Regions from separate parts of the Homo sapiens genome. Here region 1 is linked to region 2. Evidence: chromatin contacts called from ENCODE Hi-C or POLR2A ChIA-PET data. All regions are on one chromosome and are shown on one strand. The core of a region is the stretch at or near the end of the contact, and the rest is flanking DNA. Distances in the headings are between cores, read along the strand shown.

Region 1 (6,023 bases), core at 246-2,745, 400 kb after region 2:
GGCCATGCCCACAGCCACGATCCCCACCACACACACACAGAGAGAATATAAGTGCTCCTTGATCTGGAATCTAGAGTGCCACAGGGTCTCCAGAGGTCATTTGCCGCAAGCAGGGAAAACGAACACTCAGAAGACTTGTCTTGAGGAATCTTCTGATTCATCTAAAATGCTTAATGACATACATGTTGGTGCTTACCTGGGTGTTTTTTCCCTGAACTGTATTTCTCTAAAAATTAATGACTTATACCCTCCTCAGAGGTGCACAGACCATCTCCTCTGGCCCCCAGATCCTTGATAAATGAAGTCTTGGTGTACCAAGCCCCTTCCAGCCCCTCCTGCAGGATGACCGTGGGGCACCATTGCTACCGCTCCCGGGGTTCCCCATCTCCGTCTCTGTGCGACGGGAGGAACGCTTCCCATAGCAGACTGAGCAAAAACAGGGCTCAAAATGGTATAGACACACCATAGCTTCGTTTGAAAATATACATACATAAGGGGAGAAAGGATGGAAAGACCTCAAAATGGCTGCCATGGTGTTGCCACGGGCATGTGCTGGGGGGAGCAGGGGTACTGGTGATTGATTCATTATGGGTTGATCGATGGGGTATTTGACAAATGCTGGCTCTGGCAGCACATATACTAAAATTGGAACGATACAGAGATTAGCACAGCCCCTGCCCCCTTAGCTGGTATGGCATGCAAATTCATGAAGCATTCCATATTTACTTTAAAAATTATTTGGGAGGCTGAGGTGGAAGGATTGATTGAGCTTGGGAGGTACATGCTGCCCAGCTGACATGACACTGCTGCACTCAAGCCTGGGCAAGATCCTGTCTCAAAAAAAAAAAAAAAAGAAAGAAAGAAAAAGGAAAAGAAAAAAAGGAAAGGAAAGGAAGAGAGAAAAAAGAGCAAGCGAGAGAGAACGAGAGAGAAAGAAAAGAAAAAAAGATAAAGAAAAAGAGAGACCTCTTGCTCTCTCTCGAGGGACCTCTGCAGACCCTCTCCTCCCCAAAGGTGGGTCCTGTGGTCTACAAGATTTCCTGTACATTGCGAGCCCCCGCGCCCACCCAAAAAAAAAAAAAAAAAAAAAAAAAAAAATTGGTCGGGTACAGTGGCTCACGCCTGCAATCCCAGCACTCTGGGAGGTCGCTGCCGGCGGATCCCTTGAGCCCAGGAGTTCAAGACCAGCCTGGGCAACACAGTGAGACTGTCTCTAATATATATATATATGACAACGCCTCTATAATACGGCAATAGGAACTGTGGCATCAACGTAGGTATACAAGAGGCCCCGAGAGAGCGAGTCCCGGCCGCGCTCACCGCTGTAGTAGGGCAGCCACCGATACCGCCGCCCCTGGAACTCCGCTCCGTCGAACTCCGCGCACTGCTCGGCCCGGAAGTCCCGGGCGCCGTCGGGGCAGCTCTGCGGGGCGGAGGGGAAGTCGGGATCCAGGAGGGCGGAGTCCGAGGTCCGCCCACCTCCCGCCCCGCCCGAGCCCAGGGAGCCCAGGAGTCTCCCTTGCCTGCCCCATCGGAGCCGCCGGAGGTGGAGTCCGCCCCCCGGACCCCCGAACTCCTGTGCGTGCCCCTCCATGGTGCTCTAGGCTGTGGAGGGCAAGGCCAGTCCCCGGGAGCAGGGTGAGGAAGGGGCCCCCACGCAGCCCTGCTGTGGATTGGCGGGAGGACCCCAGGCTGGGCCAACCCAGCAGCCCGCGGCCAGGAGCGGGCATCCCAATGGGGAAATCGGCCAGGAGGGGCTGGGGAAGCTGGTGCCTTCGCCCGCGCCCCGTGAGCTTTACCTCCGTGCGACAAGAGCGGTGGCTCCGGGCGGGGCCCACGCAGCTGGAGCCTCCATCTCTCCTGCGGGACCAGAGCACCGGGAAGACCTGACCGAGACCCAACGTCCCTGCCCCCGTTCTGGGGCTCTCTGCAGGCCCCAACTTCTGCGGGACTCTCCAGTGGGAGCAGCAAGGTGAGAGGGTGTCCCCCGACCCCACCCCGTAAATCCCCCAGGTGGGAGTGAGCGACCCATGTTGGTACTCCAGAGAAGCGGGACTCAGAGCCCTACCCACCCTATAGTTTGGATTTAAGGCGGGACCACTCCACTGCATCTTAGGCAGATTCCCAGAGAAGACCCGAGGTGCATGAGATATAATACCCACCCGCTTGGCACAGCCATCCTGCGATCTAAGCAGGACATCAGTATAAGGCTCTTAGGATCATTCCTGGTCTCTCATTCCTCCTCACATAGGGTTCTCAGGAACAACCCCTATACAAACCGGGACAGAGGCACCTCACTACTCCTTCTGTGCCCCACCTTCTCCACTGACCCTGCCGGAGTGCAGCACACACAGCAAGCATTTAATAAATCGCTTGAAGTGGGGAACATCTGTACTCGGTAAAGAAACCACAGGAATTGGGAACTGCCGGTTGAAGATTATTTACCAGTTCCAGCAAAATTGACTGCACCTGCCATACTGCAGGCCGGTGCAGCATCAGGAGCTGGAGACCAGGGGCAACAGGCAGCACGCGTGCTCCAGCTCAGAGTGGAAGGCCCTGGGAAATGGTTTGATTTCCTGCGCTGAACTGATGCTGCTTCCAGAATGAATCTGCTCCTTGGTGGGTTCTGCTGATGTGGCCAGTGCTAGCCTAGGCCACGACCACCTAGCCCACCACCCAGAAGGCAGCATCCCCTGCTCCTGCTTTAACAAGCTGGCCCATTTTCATCTCTCCTACCTCTGGGAGTAGCAGGGGCGCTCCCGGAAGCTGACACCCCCTCCACAGGTCCGGCTGCAGGGGCTCCACTGGCTCCAGGGTCCCCAGGTGTCACTCTGCCGCCTCACCTTGGGAGCCTGCAGAAGACAGGACCATGCATCAGCATTGCCCACTCACAGCCTGAGCCCAGAGGCCCCTCCAAAGATGCTCTGCCTAAAACCCTCCCCTACCCATCAAGGAGTCTGGGATTCTCCCTTCCAGGGCCCACCTTTAGGACTCAGCAACACTGCCGGGCACCCCAAAACATATTCCTTTTCAGAATTAGCCTGCTTTCCTCATAAGGAGCTGAGAGCCAGGCCTGGAGGGCGGGAGCAGGAGCAGCTGGGAAGAGTTTGGAGTTTCAGGGGCCACTGGAGGGGAGGGACCCTACAGCCAGGGGCAGTTTGAGGGTCCAGGCATTTGTAGGTTAACCGTGATGTAGGGGAGGGGGGCCTAAAAGAAAATAAAGGGAAGCAACGTGGGGGGATCCTGCTAATCTGGCCGAGACTCCCAGGAGTACCCCAATATTCATCCCCTCCTTCTCCCATTGTGAGAGAATGCTTGAAAACTTGACTCAGCTGGGTACCTGGCTGCCCAAAATTTAAAAAAAAAATACATTTCCTGGACTGCCTGCAGCTAACTGTGGCTACATCACTTAGTTCTCATCAGTGAGATGTAAATACAAGTGTTGGGCAGCTGCCGCAAATAATCTCCTCAAGAGAGAGCCTGCGTGAGCCTTTGTCCTTTTCTCCTTCCTCCTGTACTCTTTCAGGCTGTCTGGGAAGCAGATGTGATGGCTGGAGTTGGAGCAGCCTTTTAGACTGTGAGGTAACTTGGAAATAGAGGCTTCAAACAGTGAAGCAAAGATAGAGGGACTCTAGAGCCTGGAGGATTTTGTGCAACAGAATAGCCCCAGACTTCTGACCCCTGGGTGTTTATATGAGAGAGGAATCATGTCTGTCTTATTGAAGAACTGTTATTTGGGACTCTACACAGGATTATAATCCTAGCAGGTACACTTTCCCACCAGAAAGATTGGACCCCTTGCAGCTGGCATCAGGAATCCACATGCCACACACACATTATCTCATTTCATCCTCACAACAACCCGACAGACCCCATTGCATGAATAAGAAAAGTGAGGCAGAGAGAGGAAACCACAGGGGAAGAAGTGGGCACAGTAGCCGGCCAGCCTCACTGCAGTCCTCTGCTCCCCTGCCGAGGCTGTGCCCCCACCCACCTGGGGGAATCAAATGAGACACTAGATGATTCCCTACAGGGTTGGACAGGGATTAGATGTAACTTCACAATTTTCCCAGGAGGCATATGGTGTACATGCAAACATTTGCTGGAAGGGGACTTTCTTTTAGGGTATCACCACTTAAGACTCAAGGAAAAATACCATTCCCACTTTTCAGAGAAAGAGCTCAATGGTCACACAGAAAAGCAGCCGGGCACGGTGGCTCATGCCTGTAATCCCAGCACTTTGAGAGGCCAAGGCAGGCAGATCACCTGAGGTCAGGAGTTCGAGACCAGCCTACCCAACATGGCGAAACCCCGTCTCTACTAAAACTACAAAAAATTAGCCAGGCGTGGCGGCGGGTGCCCGTAATCCCAGCTAGTCGGGAGGCTGAGGCAGGAGAATTGCTTGAACCCGGGAGGTGGAGGTTGCAGTGAGCCGAGATTGCATCACTGCACTCCAGCCTGGGCGACAGAGTGAGACTCCATCTCAAAAAAAGAAAAGAAAAGCAGGCTCTTGCTTTCATGGTGACCCCTGAGCAGCTTCGCTGAATCTCAGGTGAGGAAGGACGTTTACTCATCTCTAACATCCCTGGTGCCAAACATCTAGTTATCCTTGTCTTATAACAAAACCCAGAACACTGAAGCAGAACAAACCACGCACAAACCACGCTAAGCCTGCCGAACCACACACAACCAAGAAGGAAGGGCTTGCCAGATGAGAGGTCTTAGCTTTCACTTTGTAAAATATCTACTCCTTCAAGTCTAACTTGGACAAAAATCTCTAAGCTTTCGAAACCACTGAGCCAAAATATCAAAGTTTTCTCTGAATGAAAGTTAAACTGAAATTTACTTGGATCAAGTTTCTATTTCACAAGGAAGACACTGAGTGTTGAGCGTGAAGGGTGACTTTCCAGAGACAGCCTGCAGCCCCAGCTGGGATTCTGGCACCCGCCCCCCCCACACACAGCCTCATCCCACATTTTAAGTATTCAGGAGAGGTCTTCAGGGGTGGCTGCTTTCTTAGCTGCTGGGTTGGGCCTGGTTGTCAATTACCCTCTGACTAAGGCCTGTTTGGATGTCTGTCTTGGCTCCTTGGCACAGCAGCCAGCAAAATCCACCCTTCCCTGGAGCTGGGCTGGGTGTACTGGTGTGTGGCCAAGGGGTACCCCTGCCATGGAGCCACAGCCTGGCCATCAGGATAAGGCAGGGGCAGGACTGGCCTGAACAAGGGCCCCCTAAGGGACATGCTGTTTCCAGAATGCCCTCTTGCCTCCTGTGCCCAGCACCTGTAAGGCAGGTGTCCACTAGCCAGGAGCCCTAGTCCGTCCCATCCTAGAGCCGTGCTCTGTCCACACACTCCACACTGTCTCTCCAAGGAAGGAAAGCACCTTCAGCCACAGGCAGCATGAGCACACTCTTGCTCTGTAATTACCCAAACCGTGAACTGCCCGACATGGCGTGAAGCCGGAATGAGCTGATACAGCCAGCCTCACCTGGGGCCTGCCCTCACCTGTCTCATGCTGCGCTAGGCGCCCCACCCATGCCTCCTTCAACTCCCACCTGGAGCCACTCAGGGGTCCCCTTTCCTGCTGCACTGTTTCCAGGGGAATCAACTGCCCAATGTGCACGTGTGTAAGAGAGAGACAGAACACATGCACACCCGTGTGCAGACGGGAGCAGAGGCTGAGGCCCAGGAACACGCAGGCCGCCACCTTTATTCATTTACTCATTCTGTTCAGACTGACCGCTGACAGCATAAGTGATCCAGAGAAGGTGCTCGGACTGGGTGGTTCCTGCCCCAGCAACAGAGGGAGGCAGTGGAGCTGTGAGCGGGGCCACACCCCCTGCAGACTCACAGAGGGCAGGGAGAGAAGAATTCTCAGCCCAGGCTGCGCCCAGCCCCATCTGAGACTCACTGGGAGGAGGTGGCAGCCGGATGAGGCTACTCAGCGTGGCCTTAAGGGAGAAAAGGTTTAAGAGAACCAAGGGCGCTTTGGAAACCTTGATTTGTTTCATCTGCATGACAA
Region 2 (5,741 bases), core at 1,784-4,283:
GCGACAGAACGAGACTCTGTATCAAAACGAACAAACAAGAAGAAATGGAACTCTCCTGCACTGCCGGAGGAAGTAAACACTGGTCAAGCCATTCTGGAAAGCAGCCTGAAAAGTACCTAGGCAAATTAAGTATACATAGACCCTATGACGGTACAATCCCACTCCTGGGTGTGTTTCCAAGAGAAATCTTTTGCATGGGTCCATAAAAAAGTATTTTCACAACACTGTTAGTAGAAAAAGAGTTGAAGCCATCTAGCTGTTTATTGCAGCAATATAAATTTGTATAAGGTTTAACTGGTTTTCCTATGGATAGAAGGAGTCAAAAACTCAAATGCCTGAAGGTCCTCATGGACTTAACTAATAAGTAAAACTGGCCAACTAAGGACAGGACTAGTGTAAAGAAGATAACCTCTACTCAGCTCCAGACAACTGTTAGCAGGTGGGACTTGGGGAAAAGAGCTACCCTAATACACCATACTTCTTCAAATTTAAAAACTCCATTGAGTAACACCTTTATTTTATGTATCATTAAGTAAGAAAAGATGCTGCCAGTTATAACACACTATATCTCAGTAATACGAAAATGTGAAAAAAAGTGTCCAATGGTGAAACATATTTCTTTTTCTTTTTCTTTTTCTTTTTTTTTTTTTTTTTGAGACAGAGTCTTGCTCTGTCGCCCAGGCTGGAGTGCAGTGGCTCAATCTCAGCTCACTGCAAGCTCCGCCTCCCGGGTTCACGCCATTCTCCTGCCTCAGCCTCCCGAGTAGCTAGGACTATAGGCGCCTACCACCACGCCTGGCTAATTTCTTTTTTTTTCTATTTTTAGTAGTGATGGGGTTTCACCATGATAGCCAGGATGGTCTCGATCTTCTGACCTCGTGATCCGCCCACCTCGGCCTACCAAAGTGCTGGAATTAAAGGTGTGAGCCACCGTGCCCTGCCCCAATATTTATTTTTCAAGAGAAATTGGAAATCTTGGTTTTAATGTGAAATATCATCATTTGAAGACATTGTCCTGAAGTGGCAGGTCATAAGGGGGAAAAAAAGACACTGAAAGATAAATTTTTTTAAATTGAAATACTATGTGGGTCAATATTTCTGGAGGGACCCAGGTCTGCTAGTTTGCAGACTAAGCCAGTTCTAAATACAGTCATGAGCTGCATAACAAGTTTCAGTTAACAACCAACCACATATAAGACAGTGGTTACATAAGATTGTAATACTGTAACTTTTCTATGTTTGTTTGTTTGTTTATTTGAGACAGGGTCTTGCTCTGTTGCTCAGGCTGGAGTGCAGTGGTGCGATCTCAGCTCACTGCAACCTCCACCTCCCAGGTTCAAGAGATTCTCATGCCTCAGCCTCCTGAGTAGCTGGGATTACAGCCACTCGCCACCATGCCCCGCTAATCTTTGTATTTTTAGTAGAGGCGGAGTTTCACCATGTTGGCCAGGTGGATCTTGAACTCCTGACCTCAGGTGATCTGCCCGCCTCGGCCTCACAAAGTGCTGGGATTACAGGCCTCTGGGATTACAGGTGTGAGCCACCACACCCTGGCCGCTTTTCTATGTTTAAATACACAAATACCTTGTTTCAACTGCCTACAGTATTCAGTATAGTAAAATGCTGTAAAACTTTGTAGCCTAGGAGCAATAGCCTACACCATCTGGTTTTTGTAAGCATATTCTATGATGTTTGCAAGGCAAAACTGCCAATAATGTGTTTGTTAGAATGTATCCCTGTCATCATTAAGTGACTTATAACTGTACTGGTTCTGATTCTCTATTTGAAGATTTTCAACAATCACCATGGTTCATACTTTCATAAATATTTAGGTCTGAGCCTTTCTTCACCTGAATATAAACCTAGGTTCCAGAACTTTTAACTTTCCTTGGCAGTGATTTTCAGCTAACTGCTTGGGGAACAAAGTAAGGAAAGCAGGGGGGAAACTACTTTTTAAAGAGTGGTATTTCATCTTGTTGAGGGCAGGCATGACTTCCTCATCATTTCCATCTCCTGGGCTCAATTTCTGCCCACTTATATAGCACTGGAATCACAAAAAGAAGACAAGTAATTATGCTTCTTCTTCATAAACATCTCTATCCAGTAGGACATCACATACTTTGCTCAATAGCTCTGGCTGGGTCTGCAATCCTTTTCAAACGACTAGTTAGAACTACCAAGTATGTAAGCAAGAGAGTGAACACATCAAGTAAGAGTTGAGGAGCATCTCTAGGTAAAACCATTACTTCATAAAGAGCTCTCATTGGATAGACAGCTGGTAGATTTCAAACCTAAGGCAACAGCATTTCTCAGTGTGGTGGGATGCCCTCCAATTTTATAATCACTTGAGGTGTGTTGTCGAAATGCACATTCCTGAAACCCCCAATCATATTAAAAATTCACAATCTGCATTCCAACAAGCCCATACCTATGCATACTGAAATTTGAGAATCACTGCTCTAATATATCCATCAGAGTGTGCTTTACAGTGTCACCTAATAACTGCCCTCGTAGTCATTCAGAAGGCAACCTGGGTACATCACAGGTTACGAAAACTGCTGCAATCCGTGTTATACAGAACCCTCTGGTAACCAGCCCCTCCCTGCATCTCGACGGGGGGGTCACTAAAATTACTTCTATGTAAAGAGATATCTTTATCTACACTCTCCTTCCCATCACCCTTCCCACTCCAATACGCTCTTTTTAGAGAATTTCCTGCTCTTCGCCCTCCCTTTTCTCCTGTCTGAGTCCCTCCACCTTAACCCAACCTCCGATCCACCCCAGGCCGCCCTCACCACAGACCACCCCCGGCCAGGGCTTCTCTTTCGCCTCGGGCCCCTGACTCCACAGAGCTAGCGTCAGCTACCGGCTCCCTTCCGCTGTTCAAGGACCCCCAGACCCTCAACACTCCACAGTCACCCTTTTCCACTCCCAATCTTCTCTCAGCTTTGGCTACGCGGCCCGAAAGGTACTCACCATTCCGGCGGTTGCTACTGTCACTGCTCTGGTTGCTAGGGCCCGCGGGGTCAGTGCGCGTGCGCACTTCTCGGCGCTCTCGGCGGAAGCCCTATCCCCGGCAGCGGTCCTTTCTCTCCGCCCTCAGGGTGGTGCGAGCGGGGCATTGTGGGACTGCGTGGCGGCCGCCGGGGTCCTCCCGTCCGGCTGTTGCTGGCTGCCCTTTTGCTTCCTTAGGTCTTAACCCCGCACAGGAGTAGTCAGGACCGAAAGCAATTTCAGCTGATCTGTAGTGACTTGTCCGCCTAAAGTTAAAAACCTTAAAACGTCCCCCTAACAACTACCCTTTTCATAAAATAATGTTCTTAATTCCTTTGCCCTAACGATGGCGTTTCCCACCCTTTTCCGGACGAGGGGAGAATAAGCGGCTTGCTGTAATTTCCCTCTCCATCCCATCCCACTGAGAATACCAGAGCCAAACTCCACCCATTTTATGTTTCTTTACCCCGGATCCTCCAGGGAGCCAGAGGCAGCTGAAAGCTCGGTTCCACATTTTAAATATCACAAATTGTTGGTTTTAATCACCAGGGTGTCTTTTTTTCCCCACCTACCAAATGAGCTAAAAATTATTAACAATAATAATAATTCATAGAGTTGCTAGGGGTATGGTGAAGTAGGGACACACAAATACGCTGCTGTTTATAATTGATACAGCCTTTCTGGAAGGCTGTTGGCTGTTCAAAAACTTTTGCACCCTTTGTGATCCAGCAGTTCCACTTCCAGGACTTTATCCTGAGCACAGAGATGTATGTTCAAAGCTTTAATAGAAAAAAAAAAATCAACTCAATTATCAACAAAAGAGAATTGGTGGCCGGGACTGGTGGCTCACGCCTGTAATCCTAGCACTTTAGGAGGCTGAGGAGGGCGGACCACTTGACCACTTGAGCCCAGCCTGGCCAACATGGTGAAACCCCGTCTCTACTAAAAATACAAAAATTAGCCGGGTGTGGTGGCACGCGCCTGTAGTCCCAGCAATTCCGGAGCCTGAGGCACGAGAATTGCTTGAACCCGGGAGGCGGAGGTTGCAGTGAGCCGAGATCGCGCCATTGCACTCCAGTCTGGGCAACAAGAGTGACACTCCGTCTCAAAACAAACAAACAAACAAACAAAAAGAGAGAGAAAATTGGTTAGTAGTATTGAACATCCAATGCAATAATGTACTTACACTAAAAAAGTACAATTGACTTGCTGAAAGGCATCTATTCACATCCAAAGATAGTCATATTTCAAGTAAAAATAGAAGTTACCAAACAAAATAGTTGGTACGATTTTCCTTTAAAATTATACATAGTGGCCTGGTGCAGTTTGTTCATGCCTGTAATCCCAGAAATTTGGGAGGCCAAAGTAAGAGGATCCCTTGAACCCAGGAGTTCAAGACCAGCCTGGGCAACGTAACAAGACCCTGGCTCTGTAAAAAATAAAAATTAGCGAGGCATGGTGGTACAACACCCATAGTCCCAGCTACTGGGGAGACTGAAGCAGGAGGATCATTTGAGGAGTTTGAGGCTTAGGTGAGCTCTAATTGTGCCATTGCACTCCACCCTGGGCAACAGAGCCAGACCCTGTCTCTAAAACAAAAAACAAAGCAAAAAAATGGAAAAGTTATACATAGTACACACACGTATATAAACATATATCTAAAAGGATATTATGAGGGTTTAATGTTTGCTGTGGACTGAGTGGTGGTACACCAAAATTCATATGTAGTGATCTGGTAAGTTTAAGTTCTTTGATACTTTCTGAGATGTCTGGGGGATACCTAAATTTTAAGCTTTAAAACCGGAAGGGTCAATTTCTATGTTTATTTTTTAAAAAACTGTCTATGGGACTATTGGATAGGTTTCAAAATCTTGGTACACTTCACATAAAGAACATTTTGAGTTCCAGATTCTCAAAGGTTAAAAACATTCACACAGAAAATAAAAGAATTATATAACTTGGACCCTTCTTTTGTTCTTTCATATCCTACAAAATGACAAAATAGATTCCAAAACCTGTTCACCAGAGAATGTGTGGGTCTGCTTGCTCTTATTTCAGGCCTGGATAAAATAAGTTGAAAGAAAGTTTAAAAATAGTATTGAAGGCCGAGCGTGGTGGCTCACGCCTGTAATCCCAGCACTTTGGGAAGCCGAGGCAGGCAGATCACCTGAGGCCGGGAGTTCCAGACCAGCTTGACCAACATGGAGAAACCCCGTCTCTACTAAAAATACAAAATTAGTTGGGCGTGGTGGCGCATACCTGTAATCCCAGTTACTCTGGAGGCTGAGGCAGGAGAATCGCTTGAACCCTGGAGGCGGAGGTTACAGTGAGCCAAGATCGCACCATTGCACTCCAGCCTGGGCAACAAGAGTGAAACTCTGTCTCAAAAATAAATAAATAAATAAATAGTATTGAAACAGTGTTCCCTAATTCAGAATATCTAGCAGACCCTTTGAAAAGTATAAGTAAAATAGTGTTAAATGATACAAAACAGAACCAAATAGAATATGTTAAGAAATCTTTAACTTTTAGGGCCTGACACAGTGGCTCACACCTGTAATCCCAGCACTTTGGGAGGCCGAGGCGGGCAGATCACTTGAGGTCAGGCGTTCGAGACTACCCTGTCCAACATGGCAAAACCCCGTCTCCACTAAAAACACAAAAATTAGCTGGGCATGGTGGCTCATGCCTGTATTCCCAGCTACTCGAGTGGCTGAGGCAGGAGAATTGCCTGAACCCAGGAGGCA

The links. A loop is a pair of places that touch in the nucleus more often than their neighbours do. ChIA-PET counts read pairs that join two places held with the same protein, here RNA polymerase II (POLR2A). Pooled maps may share reads with other maps.
Region 1: a loop to region 2 is called in a pooled map, with 2.6 times the contacts of the local background. The contact joins the promoter of PAPLN-AS1 here to the promoter of DNAL1 in region 2. A Hi-C loop is called at or near these places in 5 of 37 single-sample maps with no recorded cell type and 4 of 50 pooled maps. POLR2A ChIA-PET finds 5 or more read pairs at or near these places in 1 of 52 experiments (activated CD4-positive, alpha-beta T cell).

The regions. Positions count from the first base shown.
Region 1 is chr14:73,241,473-73,247,495 of GRCh38, reverse strand. PAPLN-AS1 (PAPLN antisense RNA 1) reads left to right here and starts at 1,495. Exons shown (of 2, transcript NR_135248.1): 1 at 1,495-1,972; 2 at 2,252-3,478. PAPLN (papilin, proteoglycan like sulfated glycoprotein) reads right to left here. Exons shown (of 27, transcript NM_001365906.3): 3 at 2,737-2,852; 4 at 1,800-1,860; 5 at 1,321-1,423. It also overlaps the pseudogene RNU6-419P. RefSeq lists enhancers at 1-235, 374-443 and a silencer at 1,391-1,660.
Region 2 is chr14:73,642,278-73,648,018 of GRCh38, reverse strand. It overlaps DNAL1 (dynein axonemal light chain 1), which reads right to left and starts at 3,033. Exons shown (of 8, transcript NM_031427.4): 1 at 2,977-3,033. The coding sequence starts at 2,979.